Linked DNA regions of Homo sapiens: region 2 is linked to region 1. A link is a loop called in an ENCODE intact Hi-C map of the cell type or tissue named here. Cell type or tissue: HCT116. All regions are shown on one strand. Each heading gives the region's core, and the rest is flanking DNA. Links, peaks and the distances in the headings are about the cores only. Region 1 has its middle 68 kb from the start of PARP4. Region 2 has its middle 45 kb from the start of CPAP.

The links. Hi-C counts contacts between places; a loop is a spot of excess contacts. Peaks named below come from ENCODE experiments on the same cell type or tissue, not always from the same donor. Only the 100,000 strongest peaks of a DNase experiment are listed, where the experiment ranks them.
Region 2: it touches region 1 in a loop (16-fold over the local background); 12 of 110 quality-filtered maps call a loop at or near these places.

Annotation. Positions count from the first base shown.
Region 1 is chr13:24,576,484-24,585,478 of GRCh38, reverse strand. It overlaps the pseudogene TPTE2P6. Among named protein-coding and RNA genes, the nearest start is that of PARP4, 68 kb to the right of the region's middle. In HCT116, for the core only: a CTCF peak has its summit at 4,960 (motif pointing left); a DNase peak (open chromatin) is centred at 4,998; H3K4me3 peaks cover 875 bases.
Region 2 is chr13:24,963,773-24,972,767 of GRCh38, reverse strand. It overlaps the pseudogene TPTE2P1. Among named protein-coding and RNA genes, the nearest start is that of CPAP, 45 kb to the right of the region's middle. RefSeq lists an enhancer at 2,266-3,173. In HCT116, for the core only: a CTCF peak has its summit at 4,192 (motif pointing right); a DNase peak (open chromatin) is centred at 4,240; H3K4me3 peaks cover 988 bases; H3K27ac peaks cover 541 bases.

The DNA of each region.
Region 1 (8,995 bases), core at 503-8,502:
CATGAGGGTATCAAGTGTCCATAGGCTGGGAAAGAGCACACAGTCTAAATGTGTTGGAGTATGGGATGTGTGCATGCACATAGTGGAAGAGAAGGTTGGAAAAGTCAAAGTGTGGCTCTTGAGTGCCAGGTTGAAACGTTTAGTTTATTGCCATTGGCAGTGGGGACATAGTATGGATTTTGAGCATGGAAATGGCATGATTAGGGCTGCACTTCAGTAAATTCACCTATCACTTTTAGCTTAGGGTCTATGAATATCTTTGTTTTGTTTTGTTTTGTTTTGGGCTTGGGTGTGGGAGAAAAGTATCAGTGGATAAGGCTGAGTTCTTCTGGCCCAAACTAAAGGTTTAGGGCCGGTAGTTAGAGTGTTCTTCTAACGGGGCCAAGAGTACTTACTCAGCTCCCACCACTTAAAGAAAAACTCATTTACAGCCACATCCAAATCCATTTCGGAATTCCCAACCCACTCTCACTTCAGTTTCAGGGGCAATATAGAAAAGGCAATATAAATGAGAAGCTGTGCACAAAAAGGGCTTCAGAGACTGACATCTAGATTTCAGTCCTTGGTTCAAAAGTTACTTTCTCTGAACCTCAATTTTCTAATTTATAAGATGAGAATGACAGTAGTGCCTACTCATAGAGTTATTGAGAATATTAAATGAGATAGTGAATATTAGAATAGTTCAGCAAAGTCTAGAATGTTGTAAATGCTATAGGATAAACATCCTGGTTTCTGCAATAAACAAATTACAAGTAATAAAAAATGGTGAGAAATCTATGAACTTAGATTCTTAAAAGAGACTTAGGAGACACAGCAACCAAATGAAATGTGTGGACTTTGTTTGAATTCTGATTAAACAAACTAAATTTTCAAAGATTTTAAGACAATTCTGGAAACAAACATGGACTACAAATTTGATATGAAGGATTTTTAAGGTATAATATTTTTAGATATGATAAAAAGTGTTAAGGTTTTTTGTTGTTGTTTTAAGAGTACTTAAATGTCATACTAAAATGCTATGGGATAAAATGATCTGACGACTGAAATTTCCTTTAAAATAACTCAGATTTAGGGAAAGCAAGAGTGGAGAGTGGGGTTGAGGGGTGTGAGTGGAGTGGGAAAGAACGGATGAAATGTGGCTGGCTGCCGGCTGAAATGACTGTTGCAGCAATGTGACGACTATATGTGGATATATTGTATGATGCTCTGGACTTTTGTATATGATTAAAATTTTCCATAACAAAATGTTTCTAAAAGAAAAAACAGAGTAACAGTGTATATTTCATATAGGTGTTATGGGTATTAAATGAGATACGTAAAAGTGCAATACTGTCTGGTATACAGAAGGGGTTTTGAAAAGTTTATTTCTCCTTTTATTTTCTCTTTTAAAATACACCTCCCCCACAACACACAGAAAATACACACACACACACACACACACACACACACACACACACACAACCATGAGTCATCCAAAAACAGTTCTTTGTGATGTTTTGCAAGGGTTGAATTGCCCAAGTAAGGGTTTGTGAAAGACTTGGATCTTTTTTACATTGAAATCAAAGGCTGGTGATTTTAGACACACTTCAGAGTCCTGGAGCCTTGGGTACTGGACCTTCCTACTTTGGGAAAATAATCAACTCCTGAGCTCCATAAACAATAACCAGTATAGAATAGAAAGCAGGATTCTCTGAGGAGAAGCCAGAGTCCCCAGCATGTGGGCAGCACCTAAAGCGTGACCCTCAGACTCAGGGAGGGACCAAGGCCTGTTGCAGGGCACCCAACTGCTGCTGCCTGATCACCAAAGGAGAAGAGTCTAAAATGAAACCAAATAACAGCTGGCAATCTTAACCCACTCCCCTAAAAAAACCTCCCATTTTTAAAAAGAAAACTTACCTGAGAAGGAGTTTCTAGTCCCTGAAATTTACTGCTGTGCGTTTTATCTGTTCGCCTTTCTCCAAAATAATACAGGCTTTCCTGCAAAAAAGGGTACAATCCAACCATGGTTCATCTGCACTCTTTCCTTTCCTATATTAGGTACCCTTAGGGTTTCTACACCCACCTTCTTTCCTAAAGTCAGTGATTTTGTTTGTTTGTTTGTTTGTTTTTTGGTAGAGTCTTGCTCTGTAACCCAGACTGGAGTACAGTAGCAGGATCTAAGCTCACTGCAACCTCTGCCTCCTGGGTTCAAGTGATTCTACTGTCTCAGCCTTCTGAGTAGCTGGGACTACAGGTGTGTACCACCATGCCCAGCTAATTTTTTGGATTTTTAGTAGAGATAGGGGTTTCACCATGTTGGCCAGGCTGCTCTCAAACTCCTGACCTCAAGAGATCCACCTGCCTCAGCCTCCCAAAGTGCTGGGATTACAGGTGTGAGCCACCTGTGCCCGGCCGAGTGATCTTTGGGCAGAGGTTAGTGAAAATAACAAAATTAGGACTTCTCTCATTCAAGGATTCATACATTCATAAAATTTTAGAGCTGGAAAGACCTTAGAAAGCATCTGGTCCAACCCTTCTTTCCATATTACAAATGACAACACTGAGACCAAAAGAAAACCAAGCAACCTGCCAAGGAGATGCTGCAGCCAGTTAGAAGCAGCAGCACAGCAGATACAGGTCCCTGGATCTCAGTCTAGGGCTCTGGATCAATGGCTGTCAATGACTTTCAAACCTTTTGTTTTTTAAGCTGCAATCCACATTAATAAACCTAGGAGACACACACACACACACACCCCAATATTTAAACCTTTTGATATTTTCTATTCTGCTCTATTCCATTTTATTTTTAAAAGATGTCAGTTACAACCCAGTAACTTTATTTTACAACTCACTGATAAATCATGATCCATAGCTTGAAAAACACCATCCTAGAACACCCATTTTCAAAATCTGTGTATCTCAAATCAGAGAAAGCAAAGGTGGTGGAATGGGAGTGCTGGGCATTGTGCACAACCACCACCTCTTCCCTAGACTGCAGGCCAAACAACTCGAGCAGAGCTGCTGGAAATGGTAGCATCTCAGCAAGAAAATGGCAGAAAGAAAAATGACTGAGAACTCTGCTTTAAGTGGAAACAGCCCACCTTGTCTTATCAGAAATTTCTAGAGGTCACAGACTCCACATGTATTGACTAAGCAAAGATACTTACATTCAGGAGAGGCTTTGTTTTGAGTTGTGAAATGTTGCTTTTTATCTACCTAAGAGTTGTGAGGATGGGCAAGGCTCTTTGGAGAATTTATCTAATTAAGCTTGATACTATTCTCACGAGGAAGGAAGAAGACATGGTACTGGCAGGAGTAAGAGCAGAGCCAGGTGAAGTGAGGGAAGCATCTTGATTACTGAATGTTTTTTTCTGTGTAACATGGCTTTACACCCCGCACCTTAATCCTGCCCCATCAGGTCTTGTCTTTATTTAAAATGTTGATATTGTATACATCATAGATTTTTTTACGTTAATTTTTATTAAAATATTGTGTTAAAATTATTTATTTTAATTATTACAATTTTTAGCATTCCCTTAAATGTTGCACCTCATTGACCTCACTCTAGTCCTTGCCCAAAGAGATTCTGAGGTCAGCTACTAACTAGTGCACGTTAAACAAGAAAGTATCAAAAACAGACTTTCTAAAAACTGCTTCTCTAATTACAATTTTACTAAGCACCATGACTCAAATAACACCTTAACGTCCTACCAGTGATGTTTCAGAACTAGCAAACTCAATCATCATAAGACAAAGTTTGTAGAACATCTTTCATACCTCTGCAGTTAAAAATATTTCGGAGGCAATAAGGAAGGCACAAATCATAGTTCCGGTTCTTCCTAGAAAAGAAAAGAAGTTAGTTCAAGGAACATACGTGGTATAAAAATACACTCAGAAATATTCAAGGAGTGCATTTTAAGTTGATTTTCTTTCTTTTTTTTGAGACAGGGTCTTGCTGTGTCACGCAGGCTGGAGTGCAGTGGCACAATCTTGGCTCATTGCAACCTCTGCCTCACAGGTGAAAAATACGCAAGTTACATTTACAGTAAAAATATCTCTCACCATCGCTCCACAAAAGGACACGATGAGGTTTTTACTAAATCTATAAGAAAGCAACAATTATGTCTTTTATAATTTTTTTGGATAATAGTAAAAAAGAAAAATTGCCAACTCATTTAGTATATTAATATAACTGATTCCAAAATTGCACAAATACAGTAGAATAAAAGATATTTTTACACCAGTCTCACATATAAATGTAGATTTTAAAATATACATATATTTTCAAAGTGAATTCAGCAATGTAGAAACACCATGTATCAACACCAAGTGCCATTTCTCTTAAGGATGCAAGGATGTTTTTTCCAAGATGGCAGATTACAGGCTTTTAGCATGCCTCAGTCATTTGGAAATAGCAAGCAAGTACATAAAGACCAACTCTGTGAGCTTTAATTCAAGAAAGGAAATGGCAATTCCCCGGAATTATGAAGGACATCCCAGATCTTGCGGAGGACATTGCAGGCAAGCAGCCCTCAGGACAGCATTCGACTGATAGAAGTGAGTGAAGCCTCAGTAAGTGAGAGAGGCAGACAGCATCCCTCTGTCTCACCTTTCCACTGGAGATCCACGCAACCCGGGCAGAGGAAGAGATTGTTTCTCCCAAGCCTTGGAGCTCATTTGAGGAGAGACTTGGAGACTTTGTGGGGGAAAGACACAGGGAAACGCTGCCGGCATTGTCCCAAACCTGGACTGGGAGCAGGACAACACTGGGGGAATCTTCCCTATCTGGCTCCACCCATCTTGTGCCCCCAATCCCCCTACCCCTAGGGCTGAGGGAGCTCAGATTAATGTGTACTCAGGAAATCAGCCCTTTGCCTGGGGCAGGAGAGAGCTCCTCCCAATAAACAAGGATCAAGTACACAGCCAGCAGCACTGGCAACAGCCAGCTCTTACCCATGGCGCCATCTACTGGCTTGTAGGTCAAACCACACACCCAATATAAAACCTGCTGGCAGAAGTGCATTAGGGCTACAGAAGCAAAGCCAAAAGACCCTACCCAGCATGCTCTACAGCCACACCCCTAGGGAGGAGGGAAAGGGAAAGAAGAAAAAAATAACAATAATATTATAGAAAAGGAAAGAAAAAGAAAAAATCCTACCCAAACAAAAATAATTACACAAATTAGAAGTGCTAGCATCTCCAGATGAGAAGGACCCACACAAGAATTCTAGCACCATGAGAAATCTGAATGTAGTGACACTACCAAAGGATCACACTAGCTCTCTGGCAATGCTTCGTACCAAAATGAAAACTCAGAGATAACAATAAACATTTCAAAACTTGGGTTGCAAGGAAGCTCAATGAGATTCAAGGTTGAAATCAACAAAAAGAAACTTCTACATCAATCCGGGAAATGAAGGAAGAGATAAACATCTTAATAAGAAATCAATCAGAACTTCTAGAATTAAAAAAACTCACTTAAGGAATTTCAAAATACAACTGAAAGCTTTATCAATAGACTGGACAAAGTAGAAAACATAATTTCAGAGCTTGAAGACTGGTCTTTTGAACTAATCCAGTCAGACAAAGATAAAGAAAAAAGATTTTTTAAAAGTGAAGAAAGTCAGAAATATGAGATTATGTAAAGTGATCAAACCTACGAATTACTGGCATGCCCTAGAGAGAAAGAGAAAAAGAAAACAGCCTGGAAAACATATTTGATGGAATAATTCAAGAAAATTTCTTGAATCTTGCTAGATAGACATCTAAGTACAGTAAAGCCAGACAGCACCTGTGAGATACTATAAAAAATGAACATTACCAAGGCATATACTCACCAGACTGTCCAAGGTCACTGTCAAAGAAAAAGCCCTAAAGGCACTGGAGAAAAAGGCCAGATCACATACAAAGGTAGCCCCATCAGGATAACAGCAGACTTCTCAGCAGAAACCTTACAAGCCAGCAGAGATTGAGGTATCTATTTTCAGAATTCTTGAAGAAAATAAATTATAATCAAAAGATTCATATCCTGCCGAACTAAGCTTCATGAGTGAAGGAGAAATAAAAACATTTTTCTAGAGAAGCAAATGCCAAGAGAGTTCATTACCACTAGACCAGTCTTACAAAAGATGCCTAAGGGAGTTCTAAACATGGAAATGAAAGAATGATACCTGCTATCATAAAAACACACTTAAGTACATAGCTCACAGACCCTATAAAACAACCACACAATAGAAATTACAAAAAAACCAGCTAACAATTTCATGATAGGGTGAAAAGCTCACATGTCAATAGTAACCTTGAATGTAAACACACCACTTAAAAGTCACAGAGTGGGCTGGGTGCGGTGGCTATTCCTGTAATCCCAGCATTTTGGGAGGCCAAGGTGGGTAGATCACGAGGTCAGGAGATCGAGACCATCCTGGCCAATGTAGAGAAACCCTGTCTCTACTAAAAATATAAAAATTAGCCAAGCATGATGGCACATGCCTATAATCCCAGCTACTCAGGAGGCTGAGGCAGGAGAAGCACTTGAACTCAGGAGTCAGAGGTTGCTGTGAGCCAATATCATGCCACTGCACTCTAGCCTGATGACAGAGAGAGATTCTGAAAAAAAAAAGAAAGAAAGAAAGAAAGAAAGAAAGAAAGAAAGAAAGAAAGAAAGAAAGAAAGAAAGGTCACAGAGTGGAAATTGGATTAAAAAAACAAAACCCATCTGTCTGCTGTCTTCAAGAGACCCATCTCACATGTAACAACACCAATAGGTTCAAAGTAAAGGGTTGAAGAAAGATCTATCGCACAAACAAAACACAAAAAAGAGCAGGGGTCACTATTCCTAAAACAGATAAAACAGGCTTTAAACCAACAATAGTAAAAAAAGACAAAGAAGAGCATTACATAATGATACGGAGTTCAATTCAACAAGAAGCCTTAACTATCCTAAATATATATGCACCCAACATTGGCTCACCCAGGTTAATAAAACAGATACCTCTAGACCTATGAAAAGACTTAGCCACACAACAATAGTCAGGGGACTTCAACACCCCACTGATAACATCACACAGATCATAAAGACGGAAAACTAACACAGAAATTCTGGACTTAAATTCAACACTTGACCAATTGGACCTAATAGAAACCTAAAGAACTCCCAGCATTTTGGGAAGCTGAGGCGGGTGGGTGGATCACGAGGTCAGGAGTTTGAGACCAGTCTGGCCAATATGGTGAAAACCCATTGCTACTAAAAATACAAAAATTAGCCAGGTGTGGTGGCAGGTGCCTGTAATCTTAGCTACTCAGGAGGCTGAGGCAGGAGAATTGCTTGAACCCAGGAGGTGGAGTCTGACAAAGGTCTAATATCCAGAATCTATAAGGAACTTAAAGAAATTTACAAGCAAAAAACGTCATTAAAAAAAAAAGGGCAAAGGACATGAACAGACACTTCTCAAAAGAAGACATACACACAGCTAACAAACATGAAAAAGCGCTCAACATCACTGATCCTAGAGAAATGCAAATCAAAACTACAATGTGATACCATCTCATACCAGTCAGAATGGCTATTATTAAAAAGCCAAAAAATAGATGCTGGCAAAGTTGCAGAGGAAAGGGAATGCTTATACACTACTGGTGGATATGTAAATTAGTTCAGCCATTATGGAAAGCAGTTTGGTGATTTCTCAAAGAACTTGAGAATTACCCTGTGACCCAGCAATCCTATTACTGAGTATATACCCACAGGAATATAAATATCATTCTACCATGAAGACACATGCATGCATATGTTCATCGCAGCACTATTCACAATAGCAAACACACAGAATTGACCTAGGTGCCCATCAATGGTGAACTGAATTAAAAAAATGTGGCACACATATACCATGGAATACTATGCAGCCCTAAAATAAAAACAAGATCATGCACTTTGCAGTAATATGAATGGAGCTGGAGGCCATCCAGATCCAGCTTAAAAATTATTCTAAGCAAACTAACACAGGAACAGGAAACCAAATACCACATGTTCTCACTTATAAGTGGGAGTTAAACATTGAGTACACATGAACACAAATATGGGAACAACAGACATTGGGTCCTACTTGAGGGTTGGAGGCTGGAGGATGGTGAGTATCAAAAAGCTACCTATCAGGTACTATGCTTATCACCTGAGTGACAAAACAATCCGTACATCAAACCCCTATGACACAAAATTTACATATATAACAAACCTGCACATGTACCCTTGAACCTAAAAGTTAAAAATTAAATAAATGTGTATACAAAAAAATAAACGGGATTTAGGCATGTCTATTTATATATAAAAATGGAGCTACTAGCATAGTCATGAACCAACTGAATTATATCTCAGTATGTCAAAATGGTTAATATTTATGTAAAGATAATGAGAAGAGAAAATATTTCAGGTCAGATTTGGGATTTTACATGAAATTATTACTGCTGGGAAACCAACAGATTACATATCAGATGGATCCCAGGAGACATGTGAGGACTGACACAATGTGGAATAAACATTAAAAAAAGGCCAGGCATGGTGTCTCATGCCTGTAATCTCAGCACTTTGGGAGGCTTAGGCAGGCAGATTGTCTGAGATCAGGAGTTCGAAACTAGCCTGGCCAACATGGCAAAACCCCATCTCTACAAAAACAGAAAAATTAGCTGGGTATGGTAGTGTGTGCCTATAATCCCAGCCAATCAGGACGCTGAGGGATAAGAATTGCTTGAACCCAGGAGGCAGAGGTTGCAGTGAGCCAAGATGGCACCACTGCACTCCAGCCTGGGCAACAGAGACAGACTCTGTCTCAAAAAAAAAAAAAAAAAAAAAAATTCAACAACAGACTAGGTCAAGCAGTATAACAAATTTCAGAACTTGAAGACAGATCTTTTAAAATAACCCCATCATACAAAAATTAAAAAAAAAGAAAAAAGCAATGAACAAAGCCTACATGACACATGGGACACCACAAAGCAACCAAACATTTGAATTTTCAGTGTCTCA
Region 2 (8,995 bases), core at 370-8,369, 390 kb before region 1:
TGAGATTACCTTTTAGTTTTCTTTTTTTTATTGTGTCTTTGCCAGGTTTTGGTTTCAGGGTGATGCAGGATTCATGGAATGAATTAGGGAAGAGTCCCTCCTCAATTTTTTAGAATAGTTTCAGTAGAACTGGTACCAGTTCTTCTTTGTATAGTTGATAGAATTCAGCTGTGAATACATCTGATCTGGGCCTTCTTGGTTCGTAGGTGTTTTTTTTTTCGAGATTGAGTCTTACTCTGTTGTCCAGGCTGGAGTGCAGTGGCATGATCTCGGCTCATTGCAACCTCTGCCTCCTGGGTTCAAGCAATTCTTCTGCCTCAGCCTCCCGAGTAGCTAGGATTACAGGCACCTGCCACCACACCAGGCTAATTTTTGTATTTTTAGTAGCAATGGGTTTTCACCATATTGGCCAGGCTGGTCTCAAACTCCTGACCTCGTGATCCGCCCACCCACCTCAGCTTCCCAAAATGCTGGGAGTTCTTTAGGTTTCTATTAGGTCCAATTGATCAAGTGTTGAATTTAAGTCCAGAATTTCTTTGTTAGTTTTCCGTCTTTATGATCTGTGTAATGTTATCAGTGGGGTGTTGAAGTCCCCTGACTATTGTGTGGCTAAGTCTTTTCATAGGTCTAGAAGTATCTGTTTTATTAACCTGGGTGAGCCAATGTTGGGTGCATATATATTTAGGATAGTTAAGGCTTCTTGTTGAATTGAACTCCGTATCATTATGTAATGCTCTTCTTTGTCCTTTTTTACTATTGTTGGTTTAAAGCTTGTTTTATCTGTTTTAGGAATAGTGACCCCTGCTCTTTTTTGTGTTTTGTTTGTGTGACAGATCTTTCTTCAACCCTTTACTTTGAACCTATTGGTGTTGTTACATGTGAGATGGGTCTCTTGAAGACAGCAGACAGATGGGTTTTGTTTTTTTAATCCAACTTGCCACTCTGTGACTTTATTTATTTATTTATTTATTTATTTATTTATTTATTTCAGAATCTCACTCTGTCATCAGGCTAGAGTGCAGTGGCATGATATTGGCTCACTGCAACCTCTGACTCCCAGGTTCAAGTGATTCTCCTGCCTCAGCCTCCTGAGTAGCTGGGATTATAGGCATGTGCCATCACGCCTGGCTAATTTTTATATTTTTAGTAGAGACAGGGTTTCACCACATTGGCCAGGATGGTCTCGATCTCCTGACCTTGTGATCTGCCTGCTTTGGCCTCCCAAAGTGCTGGGATTACAGGAATAGCCACCGCACCCAGCCCACTCTGTGACTTTTAAGTGGTGTGTTTACATTCAAGGTTACTATTGACATGTGAGCTTTTCACCCTATCATGAAATTGTTAGCTGGTTTTTTTGTACTTTCTATTGTATGGTTGTTTTATAGGGTCTGTGAGCTGTGTACTTAAGTGTGTTTTTATGATAGCAGGTATCATTCTTTCATTTCCATGTTTAGAACTCCCTTAGGCATCTCTTGTAAGACTGGTCTAGTGGTAATGAACTCTCTTGGCATTTGCTTCTCTAGAAAAATGTTTTTATGCTCCCTCTCCCTCTCCCTCTCTTTCCACGGTCTCCCTCTCCCTCTCCCTCTCTTTCCACGGTCTCCCTCTCATGCCGAGCCGAAGCTGGACTGTGCTGCTGCCATCTCGGCTCACTGCAACCTCCCTGCCTGATTCTCCTGCCTCAGCCTGCCCAGTGCCTGCGATTGCAGGCGCGCGCCGCCACGCCTGACGGGTTTTCGTATTTTTTTGGTGGAGACGGGGTTTCGCTGTGTTGGCCGGGCTGGTCTCCAGCTCCTAACCGCGAGTGATCCGCCAGCCTCGGCCTCCCGAGGTGCTGGGATTGCAGATGGAGTCTCGTTAACTCAGTGCTCAATGGTGCCCAGGCTGGAGTGCAGTGGCGTGATCTCGGCTACAACCTCCACCTCCCAGCCGCCTGCCTTGGCCCCCCAAAGTGCCGAGATTGCAGCCTCTGCCCGGCCGCTACCCCGTCTGGGAAGTGAGGTGCGTCTCTGCCTGGCCACCCATTGTCTGGGATGTGAGGAGCCCCTCTGCCTGGCTGCCCAGTCTGGAAAGTGAGGAGCGTCTCTGCCCGGCCGCCATCCCATCTAGGAAGTGAGGAGCGCCTCTTCCCGGCCGCCATCCCATCTAGGAAGTGAGGAGCGTCTCTGCCCGGCCGCCCATCGTCTGAGATGTGGGGAGCGCCTCTGCCCCGCTGCCCCGTCTGAGAAGTGAGGAGACCCTCCGCCCGGCAGCCGCCCCATCTGAGAAGTGAGGAGCCCCTCCGCCCGGCTGCCACCCCGTCTGGGAAGTGAGGAGCGTCTCCGCCCGGCAGCCACCCCGTCCGGAAGGGAGGTGGGGGGGTCAGCCCCCCGCCAGGCGAGACGCCCCGTCCGGGAGGGAGGTGGGGGGGTCAGCCCCCCGCCCGGCCAGCCGCCCCGTCCGGGAGGGAGGTAGGGGGGGGTCAGCCCCCTGCCCGGCCAGCCGCCCCGTCCGGGAGGTGAGGGGCGCCTCTGCCCGGCCACCCCTACTGGAAAGTGAGGAGCCCCTCTGCCCGGCCACCACCCCGTCTGGGAGGTGTACCCAACAGCTCATTGAGAACGGGCCATGATGACAGTGGCGGTTTTGTGGAATAGAAAAGGGGGAAAGGTGGGGAAAAGATTGAGAAATCGGATGGTTGCTGTGTCTGTGTAGAAAGAAGTAGACATGGGAGACTTTTCATTTTGTTCTGTACTAAGAAAAATTCTTCTGCCTTTGGATCCTGTTGATCTGTGACCTTACCCCCAACCCTGTGCTCTCTGAAACATGTGCTGTGTCCACTCAGGGTTAAATGGATTAAGGGCGGTGCAAGATGTGCTTTGTTAAACAGATGCTTGAAGGCAGCATACTCGTTAAGAGTCATCACCATTCCCTAATCTCAAGTACCCAGGGACACACACACTCTGCCTAGGAAAACCAGAGACCTTTGTTCACTTGTTTATCTGCTGACCTTCCCTCCACTATTGTCCTATGACCCTGCCAAATCCCCCTCTGCGAGAAACACCCAAGAATGATCAATAAAAAAAAATAAATAAAAAATAAATTTAAAAAAAAAAAAAAGAAAAATGTTTTTATTTCTCCTTCACTCATGAAGCTTAGTTTGGCAGGATATGAATCTGTTGATTATAATTTATTTTCTTTAACAATTCTGAAAATAGATCCCTCAATCTCTCCTGGCTTCTAAGGTTTCTGCTGAGAAGTCTGCTGTTATCCTGATGGGGCTACCTTTGTATGTGATCTGGCCTTTTTCTCCAGTGCCTTTAGGGCTTTTTCTTTGACAGTGACCTTGGACAGTCTGGTGAGTATATGCCTTGGTAATGTTCATTTTTTATAGTATCTCACAGGTGCTGTCTGGCTTTATTGTACTTAGATGTCTATCTAGCAAGATTCAATAAATTTTCTTGAATTATTCCATCAAATATGTTTTCCAGGCTGTTTTCTTTTTCTGTTTCTCTCTAGGGCATGCCAGTAATTCGTAGGTTTGATCACTTTACATAATCTCATATTTCTGACTTTCTTCACTTTTAAAAAATCTTTTTTCTTTATCTTTGTCTGACTGGATTAGTTCAAAAGACCAGTCTTCAAGCTCTGAAATTATGTTTTCTACTTTGTCCAGTCTATTGATAAAGCTTTCAGTTGTATTTTGAAGTTCCTTAAGTGAGTTTTTTTAATTCTAGAAGTTCTGATTGATTTCTTATTAAGATGTTTATCTCTTCCTTCATTTCCTGGATTGATGTAGAAGTTTCTTTTTGTTGATTTCAACCTTGAATCTCATTGAGCTTCCTTGCAACCCAAGCTTTGAAATGTTTATTGTCATCTCTGAGTTTTCATTTTGGCACGAAGCATTGCCAGAGAGCTAGTGTGATCCTTTGGTAGTGTCACTACATTCAGATTTCTCATGGTGCCAGAATTCTTGCGTGGGTCCCTCTCATCTGGAGATGCTAGCACTTCTAATTTGTGTAATTATTTTTGTTTGGGTAGGATTTTTTCTTTTTCTTTCCTTTTCTATAATATTATTGTTATTTTTTTTCTTCTTTCCCTTTCCCTCCTCTCTAGGGGGTGTGGCTGTAGAGCATGCTGGGTAGGGTCTTTTGGCTTTGCTTCTGTAGCCCTATGCACTTCTGCCAGCAGGTTTTATATTGGGTGTGTGGTTTGACCTACAAGCCAGTAGATGGCGCCATGGGTAAGAGCTGGCTGTTGCCAGTGCTGCTGGCTGTGTACTTGATCCTTGTTTATTGGGAGGAGCTCTCTGCTGCCCCAGGAATGGGCTGATTTCCTGAGTACACATTAATCTGAGCTCCCTCAGCCCTAGGGGTAGGGGGATTGGGGGCACAAGATGGGTGGAGCCAGATAGGGAAGATTCCCCCAGTGTTGTCCTGCTCCCAGTCCAGGTTTGGGACAATGCCGGCAGCGTTTCCCTGTGTCTTTCCCCCACAAAGTCTCCAAGTCTTTCCTCAAATGATCGTCAAGGTTTGGGAGAAACAATCTCTTCCTCTGCCCGGGTTGCGTGGATCTCCAGTGGAAAGGTGAGACAGAGGGATGCTGTCTGCCTCTCTCACATACTGAGGCTTCACTCACTTTTATCAGTCAAATGCTGTCCTGAGGGCTGCTTGCCTGCAATGTCCTCCCCAGGATCTGGGATGTCCTTCATCATTCTGGGGAATTGCCATTTTCTTTCTTGAATTAAAGCTCACAGAGTTGGTCTTTATGTACTTGCTTGCTATTTCCAAATGACTGAGGCATGCTAAAAGCCTGTAATCTGCCATCTTGGAAAAAAATCCTTGCATCCTTAAGAGAAATGGCACTTGGTGTTGATACATGGTGTTTCTACGTTGCTGAATTCACTTTGAAAATATATGTATATTTTAAAATCTACATTTATATGTGAGACTGGTGTAAAAATATCCTACTGTATTTGTGCAATTTTGGAATCAGTTATATTAATGTACTCAATGAGTTGGGAATTTTTCTTTTTTACTATTATCCAAAAAAATTATAAAAGACATAATTGTTGCTTTCTTACAGATTTAGTAAAAACCTCATCGTGTCCTTTTATGGAGAGATGGTGAGAGATATTTTTACTGTAAATGTAATTTGCGTATTTTTCACCTGTGAGGCAGAGGTTGCAATGAGCCAAGATTGTGCCACTGCACTCCAGCCTGCGTGACACAAGACCCTGTCTCAAAAAAAAGAAAAATCAACTTAAAATGCACTCCTTGAATATTTCTGAGTGTATTTTTATACCACGTATGTTCCTTGAAATACTTTTCTTTTCTAGGAAGAACCGGAACTATGGTTTGTGCCTGCCTTATTGCCTCCAAAATATTTTTAACTGCAGAGGTATGAAAGATGTTCTACAAAATTTGTCTTATGATGATTGAGTTTGCTAGTTCTGAAACATCGCTGGTAGGACGTTAAGATGATTATTTGATTCATGGTGCTTAGTAAAACTGTAATTAGAGAAGCAGTTTTTAGAAAGTCTGTTTTTGATACTTTCTTGTTTAATGTGCACTAGTTAGTAGCTGACTGCAGAATCTCTTTGGGCCAGGACTAGAGTGAGGTCAATGAGGTGCAACATTTAAGGGAATGCTAAAAATTGTAATAATTAAAATAAATAATTTTAACGCAATATTTTAATAAAAATTAATGCAAAATATCTATGCTGTATACAATATCAACATTTTAAATAAAGACAAGACCTGATGGGGCAGGATTAAGGTGAGGGGAGTAAAGCCATGTTACACAGAAAAAAAATTCAGTAATCAAGATACTTCCCTCACTTCACCTGGCTCTGCTCTTACTCCTGCCAGTACCATGACTTCTTCCTTCCTCGTGAGAATAGTATCAAGCTTAATTAGATAAATTCTCCAAAGAGCCTTGCCCATCCTCACAACTCTTAGGTAGATAAAAAGCAACATTTCACAACTCAAAACAAAGCCTCTCCTGAATGTAAATATCTTTGCTTAGTCAATACATGTGGAGTCTGTGACCTCTAGAAATTTCTGATAAGACAAGGTGGGCTGTTTCCACTTAAAGCAGAGTTCTCAATCATTTTTCTTTCTGCCATTTTCTTGCTGAGATGCTACCATTTCCAGCAGCTCTGCTCGAGTTGTTTGGCCTGCAGTCTAGGGAAGAGGTGGTGGTTGTGCACAATGCCCAGCACTCCCATTCCACCACCTTTGCTTTCTCTAATTTGAGATACAAAGATTTTGAAAATGGGTGTTCTAGGATGGTGTTTTTCAAGCTATGGATCATGATTTATCAGTGAGTTGTAAAATAAAGTTACTGGGTTGTAACTGACATCTTTTAAAAATAAAATGGAATAGAGCAGAATAGAAAATATCAAAAGGTTTAAATATTGGGGGGTGTGTGTGTGTGTGTGTGTGTGTGTGTGTGTGTGTGTGTGTGTGTGTCTCCTAGGTTTATTAATGTGGATTGCAGCTTAAAAAACAAAAGGTTTGAAAGTCATTGACAGCCATTGATCCGGAGCCCTAGACTGAGATCCAGGGACCTGTATTCCAGACCTGTGCTGCTTCTAACTGGCTGCAGCATCTCCTTGGCAGGTTGCTTGGTTTTCTTTTGGTTTCAGTGTTGTCATTTGTAATATGGAAAGAAGGGTTGGACCAGATGCTTTCTAAGGTCTTTCCAGCTCTAAAATTTTATGAATGTATGAATCCTTGAATGAGAGAAGTCCTAATTTTGTTATTTTCGGTAGCTTCTGCCCAAAGATCACTCGGCCGGGCACGGGTGGCTCACGCCTGTAATCCCAGCACTTTGGGAGGCTGAGGCAGGTGGATCTCTTGACGTCAGGAGTTTGAGAGCAGCCTGGCCAACATGGTGAAACCCCTATCTCTACTAAAAATACAAAAAATTAGCTGGGCATGGTGGTACACACCTGTAGTCTCAGCTACTCAGAAGGCTGAGGCAGTAGAATCACTTGAACCCAGGAGGCAGAGGTTGCAGTGAGCTTAGATCCTGCCACTGTACTCCAGTCTGGGTTACAGAGCAAGACTCTACCAAAAAACAAACAAACAAACAAACAAAATCACTGACTTTAGGAAAGAAGGTAGGCGTAGAAACCCTAAGGGTACCTAATATAGGAAAGGAAAGAGTGCAGATGAACCATGGTTGGATTGTACCCTTTTTTGCAGGAAAGCCTGTATTATTTTGGAGAAAGGCAAACAGATAAAACCCACAGCAGTAAATTTCAGGGACTAGAAACTCCTTCTCAGGTAAGTTTTCTTTTTAAAAATGGGAGTTTTTTTTTTAGGGGAGTGGGTTAAGATTGCCACCTGTTATTTGGTTTCACTTTAGACTCTTCTCCTTTGGTGATCAGGCAGCAGCAGTTGGGTGCCCTGCAACAGGCCTTGGTCCCTCCCTGAGTCTGAGGGTCACGCTTTAGGTGCTGCCCACATGCTGGGGACTCTGGCTTCTCCTCAGAGAATCCTGCTTTCTATTCTATACTGGTTATTGTTTATGGAGCTCAGGAGTTGATTATTTTCCCAAAGTAGGAAGGTCCAGTACCCAAGGCTCCAGGACCCTGAAGTGTATCTAAAATCACCAGCCTTTGATTTCAATGTAAAAAAGATCCAAGTCTTTCACAAACCCTTACTAGGGCAATTCAACCCTTGCAGAACATTACAAAGACTGTTTTTGGATGACTCCTGGTGTGTGTGTGTGTGTGTGTGTGTGTGTGTGTGTGTGTGTCTTTTCTGTGTGTTGTGGGGGAGGTGTATTTTAAAAGAGAAAATAAAAGGAGAAATAAACTTTTCAAAACCCCTTCTGTATCCCAGACAGTATTGCACTTTTACATATATCATTTAATACCCATAACACCTATATGAAATATACACTGTTACTCTGTTTTTTCTTTTAGAAACATTTTGTTATAGAGAATTTTAATCATATACAAAAGTCCAGAGAATCATACAATATATCCACATATAGTCGTCACATTGCTGCAACAGTCATTTCAGCCGGCAGCCAGCCACATTTCATCCGTTCTTTCCCACTCCACTCACACCCCTCAACCCCACTCTCCACTCTTGCTTTCCCTAAATCTGAGTTATTTTAAAGGAAATTTCAGTCATCAGATCATTTTATCCCACAGCATTTTATGACATTTAAGTACTCTTAAAACAACAACAAAAAACCTTAACACTTTTTATCATATCTAAAAATATTATACCTTAAAAATCCTTCATATCAAATTTGTACTCCATGTTTGTTTCCAAAATTGTCTTAAAATCTTTGAAAATTTAGTTTGTTTAATCAGAATTCAAACAAAGTCCACACATTTCATTTGGTTGCTGTGTCTCCTAAGTCTCTTTTAAGAATCTGAGTTTATAGATTTCTCACCATTTTTTATTACTTGTAATTTGTTTATTGCAGAAACCAGGATGTTTATCCTATAGCATTTACAACATTCTAGACTTTGCTGAACTATTCTAAGAGTTCTATATTCACTATCTCATTTAATATTCTCAGTAACTCTATGAGTAGGCACTACTATGATTCTCATCTTATAAATTAGAAAATTGAGGTTCATAGAAAGTAACTTTTGAACCAAGGACTGAAATCTAGATGTCAGTCTCTGAAGCCCTTTTTGTGCACAGCTTCTCATTTATATTGCCTTTTCTATATTGCCCCTGAAACTGAAGTGAGAGTGGGTTGGGAATTCCGAAATGGATTTGGATGTGGCTGTAAATGAGTTTTTCTTTAAGTGGTGGGAGCTGAGTAAGTACTCTTGGCCCCGTTAGAAGAACACTCTAACTACTGGCCCTAAACCTTTAGTTTGGGCCAGAAGAACTCAGCCTTATCCACTGATACTTTTCTCCCACACCCAAGCCCAAAACAAAACAAAACAAAACAAAGATATTCATAGACCCTAAGCTAAAAGTGATAAGTGAATTTACTGAAGTGCAGCCCTAATCATGCCATTTCCATGCTCAAAATCCAT